2 separate regions of the Homo sapiens genome follow, and region 1 is linked to region 2. The links are chromatin loops, found by intact Hi-C in ENCODE. Cell type or tissue: endothelial cell of umbilical vein. All regions are shown on one strand.

The links. Peaks named below come from ENCODE experiments on the same cell type or tissue, not always from the same donor. Only the 100,000 strongest peaks of a DNase experiment are listed, where the experiment ranks them.
Region 1: a loop joins it to region 2, with 3 times the contacts of the local background. A loop is called at or near these places in 13 of 110 quality-filtered maps.

Annotation. Positions count from the first base shown.
Region 1 is chr15:81,035,163-81,043,162 of GRCh38, forward strand. No RefSeq gene overlaps it. Among named protein-coding and RNA genes, the nearest start is that of TLNRD1, 38 kb to the left of the region's middle. In endothelial cell of umbilical vein, no CTCF peak of the experiment used is centred here; a DNase peak (open chromatin) is centred at 4,229; H3K27ac peaks cover 1,313 bases.
Region 2 is chr15:81,088,185-81,096,184 of GRCh38, forward strand. No RefSeq gene overlaps it. Among named protein-coding and RNA genes, the nearest start is that of CFAP161, 42 kb to the right of the region's middle. In endothelial cell of umbilical vein, no CTCF peak of the experiment used is centred here; a DNase peak (open chromatin) is centred at 4,267; H3K27ac peaks cover 1,051 bases.

The DNA.
Region 1 (8,000 bases), 53 kb before region 2:
GGCCTCCCAAAATGTTGGGATTACAGGCGTGAGCCTTGGCACCTACCCTATTATACAGTATCAAAACCAGGGCATTGACATTGGTACAATACTGTTAATTAGTCTACAGATTTTTGTTTTGTTTTGTTTTTTGTTTTGAGAAAGAGCCATGCTCTGTTGCCCAGGATGGAGTGCAGTGGTGAGATCTTGGCTCACTGCAACCTCCACCTCCTGGGCTCAAGTGATTCTCCTGCCTCAGCCTCCTGAGTAGCTGAGGTTACAGCACCACCAAGTCTGGCAAATTTTTTGTATTTTTAGTAGAGATGGGGCCTCACCATTTTGGCCAGGCTGGTCTCGAACTCCTGGCCTCAAGTGATCCACCCGCCTCAGCCTCCCAAAGTGTTAGGATTACAGGCTTTATTGTAATCCCAATCCTTTTATTGGATTACAATCCCTTTATTGTAATCACCATGAGCCACGACATCCAGCTGTTTTTTTTTAACCAGTTTTAATATGCATTCATTTGTGTATGTTTGTGTATGTATAATTCTATGCAATTTTAGATTAGATTCCAACATTTATCTTACAAATATTTTCCTTCCTTTGAGCCCTGAAGCCATTGCCTTAGTTCAGGTCTCACTGTTTCTCACCTGTAAGATTCCAATAATCTCCCAGCATCCTCCATTCTTTCCTCTATTCCCTCTCATCTCTCACGTACCCTCCCGGCAAAGTTAACTTTCCAAACTATAAACCCCTATTTATCTTCCAGCTTTAAGCCTTTCAAGTAATCCTCTATTGCTAAAAGATAAAGTCTAAACTGATTTTGGATTTTGCCCTTGTATTTATCTCTCTGACCCTACATCTTTCTCACTTATAATCTGCACTTCAATTGCTGGGAGCTGTCTTGCTGCACCTTTACTGGGCTTATTCATTCACACATACTTTTCCTTCTGCCTAGAGTACCTTCTTGCCTTTGTGCATCTGAAAAATTCTTTTTGCTCTGTCAAGAATTTGCTCAAATGCTGCCTTTTTCTGGGAGGATTTCTCTTGTTTGCTCCCATAATTTCTTTTTTTTTTCATTTTAATTTTTAAGTTCAGGGGTACATGTACAGATTTGTTATGTAGGTAAACTAGTGTCATGGGAGTTTGTTATACAGATTATTTTGTCACCCATTAGTTATTTTCCTGATCCTCTCCCTCCTCCCACCCTCCACCCTCCAGTAGGCCCCAGTGTGTGCTGTTCCCCTCTATGTGTCCATGTGTTCTCATCATTTAGCTCCCACTTTTAAGTGAGAACATGTGGTATTTGGTTTTCTGTTTCTGCATTAGTTTACTAAGGATAGTGGCCTCCAGCTTCCTCCATGTTCCTGCAGAAGACATGATCTTATTCTTTTTTATGCTCCCATGATTTATTTTTCTTGCCTGTTAATATACCACTTCTTGCATAGCTATTTTTATTCATGTAGGCATACATTAGAAATGTATTCAAGCAATAGAGTCCTGAGTACAAATGGTGGCTTAAACAAGTGGAGGTTATTTTTCTCATAATAAGATATGCAGACGTAAGCGGTTCTTAGGTAGGAAATGCACTCACCAATGTCATCAGGAACACAGGGACTTTACATATTACTCCTCCATCCATGGTCTCTGGCTTGTCACCCCTTCATCACTAGATGGCTGCTGTATCATGTCTACATTCCAGACAGGAAGCAAAAAAGCTGTGTGTGTAGCTGTCCCTCTTTTCGTGTTATAGCAAAAGCTTTTCCAGAACACCCCTCAGCAGACTTCTGTTTATATTTCCTTGACCTGAACTGTATTTCATAGCCATTTTTAGCTAGAAGGGAGAGTAGATAAACAAATATTTCACTCCGCAATCTCTATAACAGAGAAGGGCAAGGGAGAGGAGAATTGGAATTATGTGTAGAGTGAGTCAACCTACAGTGTCTACTACAAACAGTGTCTCTGATGGACTGAGAGCTACCTCCTAGAACACAGGAATATTCTATTAATACTAATTTCTGTTCTGAATTCTTTGTGTCTAGTATAGGATTTGGCCTTTGGTAAATACTATTTGAAATTCATAAATATTTGCTTTGTTTTTAAATTTTATTTTATTTTTTATTTATTTTTTTTTTTTGAGACAGAGTCTTGCTCTATTGCCCAGGCTGGAGTGCAGTGGCAGGATCTCAGCTCACCACAACCTCCATGTCCCAGGTTCAAGCGATTCTCGTGCCTCAGCCTCCTGAGTCGCTGGGACTACAGGTGTGCTCCACCACGCCCAGCTAATTTTTGTATTTTTAGTAGAGACAGGGTTTCATCATGTTGGCCAGGCTGGTATCGAACTCATGACCTCAGGTGATTCACCTGCCTCAGCCTCCCAAAGTGGGGGATTACAGGTGTGAGCCACTGCACATGGCTGAAATTATAAATATTTGAGTGAACACATGCATGCAGTATACCAAACATTAAGAAAAATATGAAGGGTTTTAATTTTTATTTTTTTGATGTACTAGAGAAGGTTGTTTTTCATTCACAATCTGAAGCTGTGCACAGGTATACAAACACAAAGAGGCAAAGATTTGTGTGCTATTAGGTAGAATAACAGTAGCAGTTAGGACCTAAAGCCTCAGGTCCATTCTCTGCCCTTCTCTGTAGGTTACTGTCTTACTGGTGAGAGAAGAGGGGAGGCTAGATCACAGGGCAACCAATAACCTTTTTTTTTTTTTTTAGAGGAGTTTTGCTTTTGTTGCCCAGGCTGGAGTGCACTGGTGCGAACTCAGCTCACCACAACCTCTGCCTCCCGTGTTCAAGTGATTCTCCTGCCTCAGCCTCCTGAGTAGCTGAGATTACAGGCGCCTGCCACCACGCCCAGGTAATTTTTTGTGTTTTTAGTAGAGACAGGGTTTCTCCATGTTGGGCAGGTTGGTCTTGAACTCCTGACCTCAGGTGATCCACCCGCCTCGGCCTCCCGAAGTGCTGGATTATAGGCGTGAGCCACCGTGCCCGGCCATAACCCTCTTGAGTAGCAAATGCTGACTGGACACATGGAGGAGGAAAGAGGAGGGTTGACTCAGAGAGGGGGAGCAATCCTGGGAACTGGGGTGTGCCCACAAACCATCACCCTCACTAATGGTCTTTAACTACTTGGGAGAGATTATATTCTTTTGGGTGGTGAGACTGTTCCTATTTTGCAAACCACTGTAAATTTATTCTACTACGTTGCAATTCCCTTTAGCTACCCAAGCTCTTCAGTAAAATGAGCCTCACACATACAGCCTTATGAGGTGGTGTTGTGGAGGCCAATAGGATAGTGAAGATTGGGCTTTCCCAGGTCACCCTCCCAGAGGCCAGTGTGGCAGAAGCAACCCTGCGTGGACACAGATAACCGTGAACTTGCTGGGGCTGGCGCAGCAGTGAAGATGGAATATTATGGAATTGTCAACAGCAGCACTGACAGAAGCAGGAGGGCACACCTGCCAAGAGAGCGACTCAGGATCAGACTCGGGGCTCATAGCAAACCCTATCATCTCCAAATATATTGGAGAAAGGAGTCTCTGGAATAGAGAGGAGGGATGAAGAGAGGGTTGCCAGGATCCAGTGTTGCATCTTATGAATTGTGACCTTCAGCAAGTTACCATCCTTTCTAAACCTTATAGGACCAACGCCACAGGGTTATTGTGAGGAGTAGAGGAGAAAATGCATAGAACGCACTGAGAACATAGTTAATGCTCAGCAGTTATTACCACTATTTTGGAAATCTTAAGTTCTACTTCTTATCCCTCATTATAAACAAGGGTAAGCTAAGCCAAAAGGTTGTAAAGATTGTTCCAAAGTACAGTGCTATGTTGCCATAGTACTCTAGGCATAGCTCCATGTCAGCCCTTATCATATTGCTCAAAAATTGTTTTTGTACCAGTTTCCACCACTGGACTGTTATTTGGAGGGCAAGGTCTGCCTAAGCCAGCTGACACACCTGACACAGGGCACATGCCACAGCATGTAGTATTGCTCAACTAATGTTTGTGGAGCTGAAGTGTGACACAGCCAACCTCTCCACACTCTCATTCCACACGCACTACCTCCCTTACCAATGTGACCTCTCCCCAACCTCTAACTTCTCCTCTGGCCGTTTGGAGTGTCCTGGAAAACCTTGAGCAGGCGTTTTCATTCAACAAGGACTTCCAAGGGACAACCACCCTTTCCCTTCCTGTCCGTTCTTGGGCAAGGCAGAAACTCTCAGTTCACAACAGGAAACCAATAGCTTTGTGCTATCAGAAGACATTTCCTTCACAGCACAAAATGTCTGAGTAATAATTTCAAGCTGGGCTTCACCCATTTCCTGTGAAAGAAGGCAAATTTGCCTATCCTTGTCCTACAGAGCCCTGGCTTTCCAGGCCTGCAGTGGTGCAAAGCCTTCTGCACTGGGAAGATGAGTCTATCTTCTCCCTTTCACATACCAGATCCAGCATCCTGTGTAGCAGACACTCTTGGGATGGCTTCTCAACATTTATCCAGAACACAGTCACTGCGACTAATTTGTGCCCTGTTCTGAGTATATTTCACAGGCAGCTTTGAGAGTACAAAACTCCTGGGTAATGAAAGTCATAGCTTTTTCTGAAAATCAAGAGTCAATTTGGCTACCAGTAATTAACAGAGGTTGGGGCCATGAAAAGTCTGCGGGGCTGATTTTCAGTAGCTCCTCTGTAACTGATTTTTGTCTGTACAGAAAAATGACCATAAAATTGTTTTTCCATGGACCATATGGTCATTCCACTGTCTTGGGACAGGAGTTAGAGCACCCGGGACAGATGACACTATACACTAAGATTCTTAAAATAATCTAGTCCTTCTTAGTGATCACATTCGGTCTTTTAATGTTAAGTCTGGAAAAGTTAAGGGACACTCTTATTCAATTGCTCCCATTTTACAAAAGGGAACACTGAAGCCTCCAGAGGCAAATGACTTCTCAGAAGCTGCAGAGCAGGAGTGTCAGAGCCAGGTTAGAATTCAGGTTTCTTCATTTTTGGGAACATTGCTTTCCCTCCTCCAAAGATGAACATTTTGAATTCCTCTCTTTTAGTATTGTCTTAGAAGCTTCTTATGCGGGTAGCAGAACTCCTTGTATTTCTACAAGAAAAAGCCGGCAGGAACTCCTGGGTTTTAGGGAGAATTTAGACCCACCTTTTTCTTCCCAAATCATGTTAAGCAGGAACGGAAGGAACAGGCTTATTTTGAGCAGCCCCAGGCAAAGATATTTAATCGTATGAAGTAGAAAGAGTTAATGAGGGAGGCAGTGACCAGTCAGCTTACCGTCATGGTGGAAGGTGAGCCTGTCAGCAGCAGTCAAAGCAAAGTATGCCTCCAGTTTCTACAGCAGTGGTCACGCCTAACCCATGGGGGCTGAGCTGGAGAGACCAAGCAGAAAGATCAAGCACGCATTTATCTGTGGTAAAACTGGCATTGGAATCATTCAGTTTAGAGAACAAGGATGCAGAACCTGTAGAAATCAATTGGCCGGGTATGGTGGCTCACGCCTGTAATCCCAGCACCTTGGGAGGCCTAGGCAGGCGGATCACCTGACGTCAGGAGTTCAAGACCAGTGTGGCCAACACGGTGAAACTCCGTCTCTAAAAATACAAAAATTAGTTGGGCATGATGGCGGATGCCTGTAATCCCAGCTACTTAGGAGGCTGAGGCAGGAGAATTGCTTGAACTCAGGAGGCGGAGTTTGCAGTGAGCGGAGATCGCACCGTTGCACTCCAGCCTGGATGACAGAGGAGACTACATCTAAATAAATAAATAAATAAATAAATAAATAAATAAATAAATAAATAAATTGACTGAAAGAGGCACTAAAAGCCAAGACTAAGAGTAGTAAGTAAGTTCTCTAAAGCAAGAAGGGGAGGTCCCAGATCTTGTGGGATAGGAATAGTGTAGGACATACAGGTAACCATGTGGACTAGACCAGAATTGTTTCTCTCACCACACTGGTTACAGTGCCTCACCAGTGCCTTAGGAAGGAGAAGCATGTCTGGATGCTTGAGTCTAAGCATGTATTCGGTTGGTGCAAAAGTAATTGCAGTTTTCCCCATTACATACATTTCCAGTTTTCAGTTCAGGGAGTGAGCTTCACCATTTTCTGTTTTCTTTTCTTTTCTTTGTTTGGGGATGGGGAAGATGGGGACTCTGTATGTTACCCAGGCTAGAGTTCAGTGGTTCTTCAGAGGGGCAATCAAAAGGCACTATAGCCTTGAACTGTGGTGCTCAAGCAATCTTCCTGCTTCAGCCTCCAAGTAGCTGGGACTACAGGTGCGCCACTACGCGGGGTAATTTTTTTTTTTTTTTTGTAGAGATGGAGTCTCTCTATATTGCCCAGGCTGGTCTTGAACTCCTGGGCGGCTCAAACAATCCTCCCATCCCAAAGTGCTGGGATTGCAAGCGTGAACTACCACAATTGGCTTCTGCATATTTTTAGAGACAAATGCTTTATCAAGAAGGGTCCTGAACAAATGGCATAGCCAAATTTGGATAATTTGAGAAGGATTTAATAAAGAGAGAAATTGCAAAGGTGTGGAGATTAGGGAAGTAGTACCATCATGTGGGGCTTGTATGGCTCAAAGGGACAAGGGAAGGGAGCAGTGGGGAAACCTGGAAGGAGACAGTCTTATAAAGGAAATTCTTTGAGGAGAGCAATGACTTTTGGTCAAGGGACACAGTCACTTGCAGGAAAACTCACAGGGAGAAACCCGGAGAACAAATGCCCTGACCTCACTTTCCTCTCTCCCTCTTGCTGGGCCTTCCCATTGGCCAAAGCCAACAGGAAGCCAGAGAAGCAGGGAGCTGATTGATGCAGTGCACACAAACCAGCCTCCTAGGCATGACATCAGGGGTGGGAAAATGGGGGAAAGGGGATATCTGGAAGGGTCAATGGGAGTCTTCTGGCTTGGTTACTTGGACTGCACAGTCCCTAGCTGACGCTGCTATTAGCTATGCCACTTATTGTGCCCAAATGTCTTTAGGGAGATTTGTGCAAAGAGAACAGGGCCAAGCATGTTTTATTTATTTTCAATGAGGGCTTTGGACTCAAGTCCCTCTGTGGACCCCCTGGCCCAGGTGAGCTGCCCAGGAGCCCACTTGAACTACAGACCTCTCCCAGCACCTCTGGCCTAAGCCAAAACTAAATAAAGGCTGAGTGGCCTCCTCAGCCCATTGCCCTAAGGCCCACACCCTAAACTTGGTCCTTGCCAACCCATGAAGAGAAGAGGCATGGAGGACGAGGAGGACAGTCTCATTAAGGTGAAGAGAGTGTCTCATTTATCTCTAAAGTTTGGAGCAGCTAAGCCACCCATTGCCATGCTTTTCCTGGGGTGGGGCCGGTCCCAGGTGGGAGGCAGCCCCAGGCCTGTCATGCTCCACATGCACAGGAGTCAAGTTTGCCGGTGTGAAAATCCCAAGAGAAAGACCATGCCATTACAGAGCATTAAGGAAAAGATTGAACTACCTTTATAAGTTATAAAAGTAATACATGCTCATGGTAAAAATCTCAAAATTAAAAATACAGAATGCTGTAAAACAAACAATAAAAAGACTTTTGCCCACTCACCACTCTCATTTCCTGGAGTTAAAAAACTGCCCTGGTGCCAGGTGCGGTGGCTCACACCCATAATCCCAGCACTTTGGGAGGCCGAAGTGGGCAGATCACGAGGTCAGGAGTTCGAGACCAGCCTGGCCAACATGGTGAAACCCCATCTCTACTAAAAATACAGAAATTACCCCGGCATGGTGGTGCGCATCTGTAATCCCAGCTATTCAGGAGGCTGAGGCAGGATAATTGCTTGAACTCGGGAGGCGGAGGTTGCAGTGAGCCAAGATCCTGCCACTGCACTCCAGCCTGGGCAACAAAAAACAAACAAACAGACATGGAAGAGCAAAGGGGAAAGGAGGAGAGACACTATCTTCACTACAAATAAAATATGGAATTCCAAACACATGGTGGTCAGGGCACAGAAGATGAATTTCCA
Region 2 (8,000 bases):
CCCGAACCTCTGCCTAACTGCCTCACTGGCCCCCCAAAACCTGTATACCCTAGAACTGCTTTTTGTTTCTGTAAGTTTCCAGAGGACTTCACTCATCTCTGTAGGTTAACTAGAAAGGTTCACAAAACATGTCTGGTATCATCACGGCATGTTGCTTAAAGTGATGGCTTCATAGCTGGGGTCAAATCAACCCAGAGCCTACCTCACTGCTTGTTTGCTACATGACCCAGGAAAATCGCTTTCCTTCAGGTTCTTCTTCTTTAAAATGTAAGAGTTGGATCAGAAGGTTTGTAACATCCCTTCTAGCTCTGATTCCATGATTTATAACCCGTGCATATTTCTTATTAGTTCTGTTTTGTAGTCTGCTGCAGCACTGTGCGATGGGATGGCTGATACTGCCTGGGGAAGTTTTCAGAGGCCGTGGGGGCACAGCTGCTAGGGCAGAGCGTGGGGAGTGTGAGTTTCTGCCTCATATGGTCTGGGGCTCCAGGTCAGCTGTTTTTTATGCAAAGGATGGTATTCATTTTGGCTTTTGAGTGCAGAGAAAATCTAAGAGGCTAAACATTTGTTTGTGGATAAAAATCACGTGCTTAATGGAATAACTTAAGAACTCTTGTGATGCAGGGCCAGACTTCCAGGATGGAGGCAGCCAAGACAAGACAAGGAAAAGAGACTTACATGCACTTTCTAGCAACTTTATTCTCCCTGCCCTCTGGGATCTACAGTGTTTGCTCCATAAACAAGTCTGGATGGCCTTAACCCCTTACATGCCACTCTGCAAGGGCTGTTTTCTGAGTTCACTAGTGTCCTACCAGGCATTGTCCAGGTCTCTCCAGACTGATGAGCCTACAGGCTGCCCTTGCAGGAGTTCCTCCGACTTCCATCATCACTCTTCCCCGAACCTCTGCCTAACTGCCTCACTGCCCCCCAAAAACCCGTATACCCTAGAATGTCTTTCTTTTACTGAAGGCAATGAAGTAGGCTGTAAGCATATATGCTGGGAGCCTAAGAACTCAGTGAAACTTGCGTTTAATGAAATAGTGTGCTTTGTGGATAGGATTGTGGTTACCGAATACAGAATGAAGAAAATGGAAGACCTTTTTTAGGGAATGAGCATTCCTTTATTTTGTAATAAGTGCAGTCTGACGAACTGTGTACGTAAAGTAAGCCTCTGACAGAGAAAAAAGACGAGTTATAAGAAGGGAACTTGGGGAGAGCATAGTTGTAATTACCCTAAAAGTGGGCACCCAGATGAGATGAGAGGGTTGAGGGGAAGTCTGGGATAGCCAGCCATTTAATGACACTGGAAACATTTAGTAGACATTTTTCCCTCTGGTTCTCTACCCCTTACCCTGGGACCAAGATTTATTAAGGATAGGGAGGATCTTGGTCATGGATTTGTACTGAATCTGTACTGGCTCGGGACCAAGAAGGGAGCACCCCTGGTTATGGGAAGGAGTCAATGCTTTTGAGGAACCCATCTCTTACTCTTCCCCAGACTGAGCCAGATAGTTTATTGATTAATTTATTTATTAATCTTTATTGAGTCAGCCTTTATGGTGATGGCTACTGCTGGGGATATAGAAACAATGTGTCCTTCAAGAAGCTCTTGAGCACTTTGATGAGAGTTCTATGACATGAGGTATAGGCAAGAGAGGTAAAGGCAAGATTAGGCAAAGGCTACTTAGGGGAGCTATGTGCACAGCTGACCCCAGGTGAGAGACACCCTCAAGGAGGTGTGGCTCACTAATGCACACATGCTTTCCACCGGGGACAACTGCATTGCCAAGGACAGACAATAACAAGACTCGAAAATAGGACCAGTTGCTGGTAGAGTTATAATTCAAATTCAAGTTTGTATGTAGCAATTGTAACACAAACCTATGTTCAATGCCAAATTCTTCAGAATGGATACAGAAAATCTATGCCCAGTGAGATCATAGGGTGAAATATAAGTAGATTTCTTATTGCATTACTGTACTATTGACCAATTGTTCAACAGCTTCACTGGGGAGAAAACATGTAGAAATGGGCTTGCGTTGTAATGAAATAAAAAACATTCAGGTTAATTGAAGGAGGAAGAGTCATTATTAAGTAACTAAAATGTACACAGACTTTGCTCCAGGAGATCTGGAAGGATGGAATAAAGAACTCTCAGGAGTATAAGCCTGGCTCATGGCAGAAAACTAAATTGAATGTCCTCTAAGTTGAAAATGCAACAGAGATCACTGTGGCCTCATTTTAAATTTTCCACATCATGAGCTTAGGGGATGGAGCCCCAGAGTTAAGAGTTCTTCCCACTCAGTCCAGCAAGAAGTGGCTTGGATAGGAGAAATGTAACTGGGACCATCAGGCATAGGACCTGCAAGAAGCTAAGGGTTAGAATCCTGTCCGCCTCCCAGATACCATGATTCCATTTATTTGAAGTTAAGAATCAGCAAAACTAATCCATGTTGATAAAAATTAGAACTGCAGTTGGCTAAGGGGTGGACTGGGAAATTGACTAGAAAGGGAAACATGGGGGCATTTTCTGGGGGTGATGGAAGTATTCTTTGTCTTGATAGGGGTGGTACCTTTTTCAAAATTCATTAAATTATATGCATGATATCTGTGCATTCCACTGTGTGTAAATTTTACCTCATTAACGATATAGAATTAGTAGGGGAAATTATTTAGAAATATTTCTGAATGGCAAAGCAATGGCAACAAAAGCCAAAATTGACAAATGGGATCTAATTAAACTAAAGAGCTTCTGCACAGCAAAAGAAACTACCATCAGAATGAACAGCCAACCGACAGAATGGGAGAAAATTTTCGCAACCTACTCATCTGACAAAGGGCTAATATCCAGAATCTACAATGAACTCAAACAAATTTACAAGAAAAAAACAAACAACCCCATCAAAAAGTGGTCAAAGGACATGAACAGACACTTCTCAAAAGAAGACATTTATGCAGCCAAAAAACACATGAAAAAATGCTCACCATCACTGGCCATCAGAGAAATGCAAACCAACACCACAATGAGATACCATCTCACACCAGTTAGAATGGCAATCATTAAAAAGTCAGGAAACAACAGGTGCTGGAGAGGATGTGGAGAAATAGGAACACTTTTACACTGTTGGTGGGACCGTAAACTAGTTCAACCATTGTGGAAGTCAGTGTGGCGATTCCTCAGGGATCTAGAACTAGAAATACCATTTGACCCAGCCATCCCATTACTGGGTATATACCCAAAGGACTATAAATCATGCTGCTATAAAGACACATGCACACGTATGTTTATTGAGGCATTATTCACAATAGCAAAGACTTGGAACCAACCCAAATGTCCAACAATGATAGACTGGATTAAGAAAATGTGGCACATATACACCATGGAATACTATGCAGCCATAAAAAATGATGAGTTCATGTCCTTTGTAGGGACATGGATGAAATTGGAAATCATCATTCTCAGTAAACTATCGCAAGAACAAAAAACCAAACACCGCATATTCTCACTCATAGGTGGGAATTGAACAATGAGAACACATGGACACAGGAAGGGGAATATCACGCTCTGGGGACTGTTGTGGGGTGGGGGGTGGGGGGAGGGGGGAGGGATAGCATCGGGAGATATACCTAATGCTAGATGACGAGTTAGTGGGTGCAGCGCACCAGCATGGCACATGTATATATATGTAACTAACCTGCACATTGTGCACATGTACCCTAAAACTTAAAGTATAATAAAAAAAAAAAAGAAATATTTCTGAATGGCCCATACTTCAAAAGGGAAACAATAAATCCTCCGGCTAAAGCCCTAACCTTTAGAGGGTGATGTCAGAAGGAACACCGGAGACTGGACGCCGGAAGACCTGGGTGCTAGACCTGGCTCTGCTGGCCTTTCATGATGGGGAATTCTGTTTTCCTCTTTACCCCTGCTTTGTGTATCACTCAAGGAGTTTTACGAGGAGATCGCTAAGCTCTGACATTGCGAGACACCTTGTCCCTACTTTCTGAGACAGAGGTTGGGCACGATGACCCAGAGGTGAGAGTTGATTTGGTGATTCTTGTGATCTGAATCTCTTCCATATGTCTAGTGTCAGCCCAGCTCAGGGAGCAGAGAACACGGGCAATCTGATACCTCCAGGAAGTCCAATGCTTCGTTGTTGCTAAAATTAGAACCAGGCTGCAGCTTAGATCAAGGCCATTCCTTTCCCAGCCTCACGGTGAGCTAACTCTTCTCCCTCCACCCTGCACCGTACAAATGTGCCGGTAATTATAGCAACATGAGCACCAGATGATTCATCTTGGAGTCTGGAGGAAAAAAGCAGAAACCAAGTTAGAGCTTTACAGAGATCCTGACCCTTATAGACAAGGAGATGAGAGTAGGCAAAAGGAGAAAACAAATGAGACAAGAGGGAAGGAAGAAGGAAAGAAGGAGGCAGAAACAATTGAAGAGAATTAACTTCTTAGCCTGGACAGGAACATGAGCGGAAGACCTAGTTAGTTCCTACTTACCCTTTGCGGCTGTGTTGGCAGCGTACCAAATGACTTCCCCAAGGACAGTGGTCCATTCTTTTTTGAAAAATAACTTCAAAAAATGAAATCATGATCTTTCCTGGTAATGCATTTCAGTAGCTTGCTTGTATCTGTGTGTCAGTACGAATGGAGCTGGAGCTAGGCTTGATCCCAGCTTTGATACAGATTAACCATGATCTCGAGCAATTTACCTAATTGTTTGCACCTCATTTTCTTTGTCATAAAACAGAGAGATCTACCTCAAAGCACGCTGCGCAGCTAAAATAAGGTCAAATATATGAGACTGCCTGGAAGGTTCACACAGGTTGGCCCAACCTAGGTTTAGCTGAAAACATATGTAAAAAAGATTGTCTAATCTAGGTGGTCTTTGTTTCTGCCTCTGGGGATCTTAATTTATCATAGGTATCCATTTCTGAGGTTGTTCTGTGGTAGTTTCTTTATCCTATATTTCTCTAATCATCCACTAGGTTTGCATGCAGATGGCAAGACTAAAAGTTCCTTTCCCTTCTGGTTGACAATGGAGTGGCAGTTAGCTTTTTAGGAGCTACCCTATCTTGAGCCTGTGCTGTCCAAGCTCTCTGTGCCATTTCTTCTGCTGTACGAGGGGATAGATCTGTCCTGCAGGGCTGTTGTGGAGATTAAAAGCAATATCAAATGTGAAGTGCCTAATATAGTGGTAGATACATAATAGATGCTTAGGATGAGAAATGTTTAATAGGATGAGTTATTAGGAATTTTAAACATTAGTTATTTACGCCTGTAATCCCAGCACTTTGGGAGGCCGAGGTGGGCAGATCCCCTGAGGTTAGGAGTTCAAGACCAGCCTGGCCAACATGGTGAAACCCCGTCTCTACTAAAAATACAAAAATTAGCTGGGTGTGGTGGCGGGCGCCTGTAATCCCAGCTACTCAGGAGGCTGAGGCAGGAGAATTGCTTGAACCTGGGTGGCAGAGATTGCAGTGAGCCAAGATAGCACCATTGCACTCCGGCCTGGGCAACAGAGTGAGACTCCATCTCAAACAACAACAACAACAACAAACAACAACAATAAACATTAGTTATTTAATTAGTAAATTTGCTGCCCTGGATTTTTAAGCAGAATAAGAAAACTATTTTTCTCTCCCCTGCAAGGTCCTTTGATGGTCATGCCTTAGTGTTCATGAAGACTGGACTTCCTCTCCTCAGTGGGAGTGATACTCCCCTTGGCCCACCCCGTCCCCTTAGCTCTTACCTTTTCCTGGCACTTTGACCTGACTTCCAACTTCTAGCACCTGTGTCTTTCTTTTATCCTTTTTGCTTGGGGACTGGGGACTTTCCTAGCCACCTGAGCCCACTCTGTCCCCACATGGTTGGAAGTGCTTAGGAATTCGTACTCTTCGCCAGCAATCTTCAACCAATGACTGGTGGGAGCTGGTGGATAAATACCCCAAATCCCTCCCTCCTCAGGTGGGATACAGTTGAGGTTTGTGTTCTGTGTTACCTCCCAGAGTTCCCCAGAGAGATGAAGCCCCAGTTGCCCACAGTGGAAATTTATGTGATGAGGTGCCCTTTGTAGGCTCCTTCCATTCCCCGTCTCACTTCCCTCCGCCCCTACTAGGGTCCTGGGATCGCTTCCCATTCACCTACTTACACTCATTCCTTTTCTCAGAGTTGGCTCCTTGGAGAATTCAACCAAGAAGACTCCAGGGAAGGCTTTGCTTTTGAAAATTAAAGACTCTGAAGGGCAAACTTCTTCTACTGTGTGAGGGGATAGATCTTCCCTGCAGGATGGATTAGCCAAGGGCTAGGGGTTGCAGGTTAATGCAGTGAGAAGAGGGAAATGTCTCAACCCTAGATGATGGGACTTGGATCCCAGGTAAGGAAGCAGCTTCAGATTGATTGGGAAGGAGACCAGGGCACAAGATCACATGCCTTCAAGGGTCAGAACCTCCCAGGGGATATATGTGTGGGTGTCAGTGGGGGACTTGGCATAATATACCGGTCCCTTGAGGCCTAGAGCAAGGTGCCAGGTGGCCAGGTTGGGAGGAAAGGCACAACTGATGGAAGCATCTCACCACTGCAGAGGACTTACCCTGCTGGATGAGTATTTGGGCAAGCAAGAGGGTTTCATCCAGAACCTCACTGTTAGACAGTTGGGGAATGGCTAGTATGCAGTAGTGGCTTTGGGGGAAACAAGAAAAAAACAACAGAAAGATGCCCCCACACAAAGAAACATTGTTTTTGGACACCTATCAGTTGCCTAGATTTCTCTATGTTTGGTCATAGGGAAGAATAGTTGATTTTGGACTTCATGCCAATCCTGGCATATGGAGAGATTAAAACACACCTAATTTCTTTTGGGGAAATACAAGCCTCAGTTTTGTTTTTCACACACACACACACACACACACACACACACACGAGACAGGTTTTTTTTTGAGACAGGTTCTCGCTCTGTCACCCAGGCTGAAGTGCAGTGGCGTAATCACAGCTTACTGCAGCCTCAACCACCAGGGCTCAAGCGATCCTCCTACCTCAGACTCCTGAGTAGCTGGGATGACAGGCATGCTCTACTACACCTGGTTATTTTATTTTTTTGTAGAGACAGGGTCCCACTATGTGGCCAAAGCTGGTCTCAAACTCCTGGGCTCAAGCGATTCTCCTGCCTTGGCCTCCCAAAGTGCAGGGACTAAGACATGAGCCACTGTGCCCGGCCTATGCCTCAGTTTTGTACTTGACTGCCAAGCTCTTCACACTCATAACACCATTCTTATCATTGTTGTTGTTAATAGTAGTAATAATCATAATGGTAATGATAAGAACAATGGGTTGAGGTTTTGCACTCCTGGTGAGGCAGGACTGAGCTGCATCTTTAAGTGACACTCCCTGCACAGTGGTTCTGGTGCCCTCACTTCCGGTGGGCTCCATTTGCAGTGTGTCTTCAATCTTATTGATTGGATGTGTTGAGCAAAATTCAGAGAAAGTGCTTCACAGAACTGCCCTGGCGGGGCTGCAAAATGGCCACACGAGGCTACCCAGAATGAAGCTACGACTTCTAAGCGGGGAAGGGAATACAGAATTACTCTTCCTTCTGGGCATCCTGGCCGCCCCCTCCTCTGACCTTGTGATGCTCTCTCTCTGTCTCGCTGTCTCTCTCTGACCTCTCCCTTCCCCTGGCACTGACTGATAAGGACAACAGAAGTCTGTTTTTGCCAACCTCATGAGGTCTGTGGTGGCCTAAAGTGACTGTGGGGTCTTGACCCTCAGGTCTCACTAGAGTCAGATATACTGAGAGACCAACTTCCCAACCAGAAATAACTTCAGAGAGACAGGACCAGGCTTCCGGAGTCACAGGACTGAGAGAGACTGAGCCAGCTATTTCAGGAGGTCTTCATAACAGCAGACACAAAAACGGAAGACTGAAAACAGAGAGAGAGTTCTTTCTAGACATAAAAGTCTCAAGCTGAAAACCCTGGGGCTATCTCAGCATC